Regions from separate parts of the Mus musculus genome. Here region 2 is linked to region 1. The links are chromatin loops, found by intact Hi-C in ENCODE. Cell type or tissue: left cerebral cortex. All regions are shown on one strand. Region 1 has its middle 15 kb from the start of Gm29681. Region 2 overlaps Tyw1 (tRNA-yW synthesizing protein 1 homolog (S. cerevisiae)).

Region 1 (2,500 bases):
TGTCTCACCTTTCTGATGGGGATCCCCCAAAATCCCAGAGGGTAACTTTTAAAAAATCCCACTCTCTCCTCTCCTCTCTCTAAACTATGCAAGTGATCAACATCTCCAAACTTTCTCTGTAGATTCTCAGTACATTTTCTTTCTTCCTATCTCCCTTTCTTTCTCTTTGACAGAGTCTCACTCGTGGGTTGTGACATCTTTGGCGCTGAAACACTCCTTCCTGGAGGGAAGAGGGACGAAAGAAGCCCATGAGACTCCCAAAGTCTTTAGCCCTGGCTGTCCTGGAACTCACTTTGTAGACCAGGCTGGCCTCAAACTCAGAAATCCGCCTGCCTGGGATTAAAGGCACGTGCCACCACGACCGGCTTTCCTCTGTGATTTAAATCTAGAATTAGACATTGTATACTGTGATCCACTCCCCTAAGAGTTAATCCAGTGTGACTGCCATTCACCTGGCTAGGAGACCACTCCTTAAGAAAGCCGAGTGACCCGGAAGCACGCTGGGGAGATGGGAGGAATAATTATCCCCTTAAAGACACGACACACTTATTCATCCTCTCTAGAAGCTCCTCCCTCCGTAAGCACCCGCACTGTCAAGTTCTAACTCAAAAGGGGTAACTTTTCTTCCTCCCCTCCCCCACAAAATACCAGCTCAAATCTTAAGCATGCTGATACTTGGTCTTTCTTGTTTCTCTGGCGACTCCCTTACCATGTACAGCTGACTGCAGACTTCCGTTGCTGTGGCTCTCTGTCCTCTTCGACACCTTTATCCTTTCAGCTCCAGCTGGAATCATGTTTTGTTTTGTTTTGTTTTGCTTTCTCAAACGCTAACAAAATCATCAAACTTCCTCCTGAGACAATTTTTAATTTCTCTCATCAAGAGACCAAGAGCTTGCAAAATCGAGCCATAGCAAAGTCCCCAAATAGCAAAGGGGCTTAGGTTACACCATGGTCTGCCTCCAAAGAAGCAAACGGCCTTCTGCTATTGCGTGCTGTGGACACCAGAGGGAGCCATGAGAACATAGTTTAGCTGAACCTGGCAGGTGGTGCCCATGTGCAGGTGATTGGACAAACTTGGAAATCCTGGACAGGAAGGATACCGCTCTGAAGGTGAAGGCACCTCCGACCCACCTCTCCAAAGGTCAGGCCTATCCATTAACCGAATTCCTGCTGTGTTCCCACTTTGTTCTTCTGTCCCTCCTCTCCCTCTATTCGCAGTGGCCCCCCTCCCTTCTACCGATTTATTTTGAAGACTCTAGGTTGTTTGCTTTCTCTAAACTGGAGGGGTTGACATAATAGTTTCCTTAAAGGACCCCTTAAAAGGCCCGGAAGGAAGTATGCCTTCACGTACTGCCAGGCTATCTCCTCTGTCATCCACGGAAAGGTCAAAGTGCTTCACCGTTTGCACTGAGAGGCAGGGAGTGAGGCCGCAGCTGCTAGCTAGGGTGGGATACAGCTAGCATCAACCAGGGAGCCATACATGGATCTCACTGAAATATCTGGAGCTCAGAGGGCTCACTTGCAACCTTGCAGACAACTGCTCATCGTAGTATCCCTGTAGATCACTGAGAATCTTCCGTACCCTCCAGGACTGGGCCAAGAAAAACCTTGTGTGGTCCCTAGAGGGCGCTGAGAGCCGTGGCTAAACTGCCTGGTTACATTCTATTTAACACCCCCACCCTCATTCTCCACCCCTGCCCCCACTTCTCACCCCCACCCTTCACCCCACACAGCACCTCTACCCCTCTGCTCCCAGAAACATTTAGCCTCCAGTTTCCAAATTCTGTGCTTTTCCCTTCCCAGAGACTGTCTCAGTCACGAAGAGGATCGCAGCCTCCTCTCCATTCCCCTGAACAGTGGGGGAGGTGCAGGGGTTATTCTGTCTAATCAATTTTAAGAAGCATACACAAGGGATTTGAGAGAGGCATCATGACACGTCTGTGTATGCGCGGAACTACTATAGTGAGTTTTACTAAATTGTACAGCTAATGGAAGTTAACTACAATGTTAAGAGTCAGAGTATTTAGCTATTATTTCCGTGCAGTGCTGGTGATGGAACCCAGAGCCTTGTAGAAGCTCAGGAAGTACTGATCATTTGAAGGACAGCCCCCTAAGCAGGAGCTGAATCCCCTGGGGGATTCTAGGCAGGGGCTCTACCACTGAGCCACGCCCCCAGCCCCTCCCTGGGGGATTCTAGGCAGGAGCTCTACCACTGAGCCACGTCCCTAGCCCTTCACTGGGGATTTCTAGGCAGGGGCTCTACCACTGAGCCACGCATGCAGCCCCTCATTGGGGAATTCTAAATATGTGCTTTATAGCAATATCTTGCTTCCTATTCTCACAAAAGTCTTGCCCAGGGTGAGATAACTTAGTTGAGACAAAGACAGTGCCAGGTCAGGACATAAAACACACAAGCTTTTAGAAGCAACCAGAGCAGAAGGACCAGATATAGAGGCCATGGAGGGAGGCAGACAAAGATGGGTATAATTAGCCAGGGTTC
Region 2 (2,500 bases), 1.2 Mb after region 1:
AGGTCCAAATAACAATCTTCAAGCTCCACACTGGGCCTGGTGGCACAGGCCTGGTGGGAGGATCTCAGGTCCAAGGCTCCCCTGGACTATACAGTAAGTTCAAGGCCAGCCTGGGCAACTTATGAGACTCTGCTCCAAAATGAAAAGGCTAGAACTATACCTCAGTGACAGAGCTCATGCCTAGTACACAGGAGACCCAGGGTTCAGTCCTCAGCACTGTATAAACTAGGTGTGGTGGCACACACAGCTTCACTCACAGAACTCTGAGATGAGGCAAGAAGATCAGAAGCTCAAGATTATTCTGGCTGAAAAATGGAGCTGAATGGTAGAGCCCAGCCTAGAATCCCCCAGGGAGGGGCTGGGGGCGTGGCTCAGTGGTAGAGCCCCTGCCTAGAATCCCCCAGGGAGGGGCTGGGGGCGTGGCTCAGTGGTAGAGCCCCTGCCTAGAATCACCCAGTGAGGGGCTGAGGGCATGGCTCAGCAGCAGGGTTCTTGTTTAGCATGCTCACGACAGCCTAGGTTCCATCATCAGCACCATAAAAGAAACAACATTAATGTAATAATATATTATTATTAGGGCTGGAAAGATGGTTTAGCAGTTAAGAGAACTGATTGTTCTCCCAAAGGACCCACATTCAATTCCTAGCACCCACATGTCTGAAATTCTGGTTCCCTGATATCCAGCCCTTCTGACCTCCGCAGAGACGAGGCATACACATGGTGCACAGAGAAACGTGCAGGCAAAAAACACACACACATAAAATAAAAATTAAAAAATAACAAAAGCAGAGTTCATCGGTTAGTTCTCACACATAATGTGTTCTCGGGAGACCTTCTCTGTCCTTTGGTTAAGGAAGGACCTAGTCCTATAACTCACCACACACCCACCTTGTTGAAGTGGCTCCGGTAGGCAGAGTCTCCCAGGCCAAACACTGCATAGCGAAGTCCCTTCAGGTAAGTTTTGCCAAAGCGGAAATCATTAGCTGATTCCTCTAACCACTTGCAGAACCACTCTGCACTCTCTGTAGGGCAGCCGTCCGTGTACGTAGCGACCAGGAAGGCACAGACGGTTTTACTAGTGATCTGAATGAAGCAGTGCTATGTCAGAAGGATATTAGAAGCAAACATGACTACAAGAATATTCAAAGCAAGAGCAGAAAGAGGACTCCGTGGTTAAGAACACCAGCCACTCTTACAGAGAACCCGGGTTCTATTCCCAGAACCCACACAGTGGATCAGAACCAGCTATAACTCCAGTTCCAGGGGACTCAACAAAGCCCTCCTCCTGCCTCCATGGGCACCAGGCATGCACATGGTGCACTTACACAAGCAGGGAAATGCTGACAGTCAACAAAAATAAAAAGGCATAATAAACCTCCAAAAAATAATAACAAACAGGGTTGTCTAAGTGAAGTTTGCTTTTTGAGTGCAGGCCCTCACAGCTCCACCTAGTGGTATACCAGGAATCCCAGGACTCTCAGGAGGCAGAGGCAACAGGACTGCTGTGAGTCTGAGGCCAAGCCAGGGCTACAGGGCAGGATCCCAACTCAAAAGACAAATCAAGTGCCTGAGTCACGCACAGTAAGAAAGCTTCCAGCTGAAATGGCTCAGCACAAATTTTTTAATTATTCTAAAGATTCTACTCACCCCATAGGGCAGGTGGTCAATTAAATTTGAATTTTAAATCTTTATTTGAATTGTGAGCGTGTGTGTGTGTGTGTGTGTGTACACACTAGTGCAAGTGCCAAGGAAGCCAGAAGAGGGCATCACATTCCCCAGAGCTGGAACTGTGGACTGCTGTTGAACGGCTCAATGTGGGTGCTGGGAACCTGGCCACAGGAGCTCTTCACTACTGTGTCATCTCTACAGCCCCAAATTTGGACAACTACCAACCTCTCCTATCAGACTGTCATCTGGATCATATTCCTTCAGATTAATAATGGCCACAGGCAGGTCCAGAGAGGTGACAGCTTTGGCAAGAACCACTGCAAATCCCTAGAAAAGAGAGAAAAAAAAAGATGACAAACCCTTCAGTGTGCCAAATAAAGAAAGCACGGCTGTTGTTTGCTCCCGCTTGCCAGGGAGCATGGCGCCCCCTTGTGGTGGCTGCTTCTTCAGCAGCTTTGCCTTGAATGTCATCACTGTGAACAGGGGAGGGGACTCTTATTCTTATCTTCTGCTTACAGTGTTCTCAAGCCCAGGACAGAGATGAGCCACTGAGTCGCGTTCCCATAGAAAAAGTATGCCAAGACTGGACATAGAAGCTGGAGCCTGGTGAGACGGCTTCGTACACAGAGGAAGGCACTTCCCCAAGCCTGATGGTTGGGTTCCTAGGGCTTACATGGTAGAAAGGTAAAACCAACTCCCACAAGTTGTTCTCTGTACACATACACACAATAAGCAAATATGATAAAAGATTTTTTAATTTTTTAATTTATTTTAGACTGGGGAAATAGTTCAGTGGATACAGTGCTTATTATTACACAGGCCTGAGGACCGG

The links. A loop is a pair of places that touch in the nucleus more often than their neighbours do. Peaks named below come from ENCODE experiments on the same cell type or tissue, not always from the same donor. Only the 100,000 strongest peaks of a DNase experiment are listed, where the experiment ranks them.
Region 2: a loop joins it to region 1, with 4 times the contacts of the local background. A loop is called at or near these places in 10 of 42 quality-filtered maps.

The regions. Positions count from the first base shown.
Region 1 is chr5:131,428,851-131,431,350 of GRCm38, reverse strand. No RefSeq gene overlaps it. Among named protein-coding and RNA genes, the nearest start is that of Gm29681, 15 kb to the right of the region's middle. In left cerebral cortex, CTCF peaks have their summits at 998 (motif pointing right) and 1,610 (motif pointing right); a DNase peak (open chromatin) is centred at 1,015.
Region 2 is chr5:130,266,478-130,268,977 of GRCm38, reverse strand. Tyw1 (tRNA-yW synthesizing protein 1 homolog (S. cerevisiae)) reads right to left here. Exons shown (of 16, transcript NM_001015876.2): 4 at 1,894-1,995; 5 at 889-1,083. Among named protein-coding and RNA genes, the nearest start is that of Tyw1, 11 kb to the right of the region's middle. In left cerebral cortex, CTCF peaks have their summits at 1,440 (motif pointing left) and 2,096 (motif pointing left); DNase peaks (open chromatin) are centred at 1,454 and 2,126.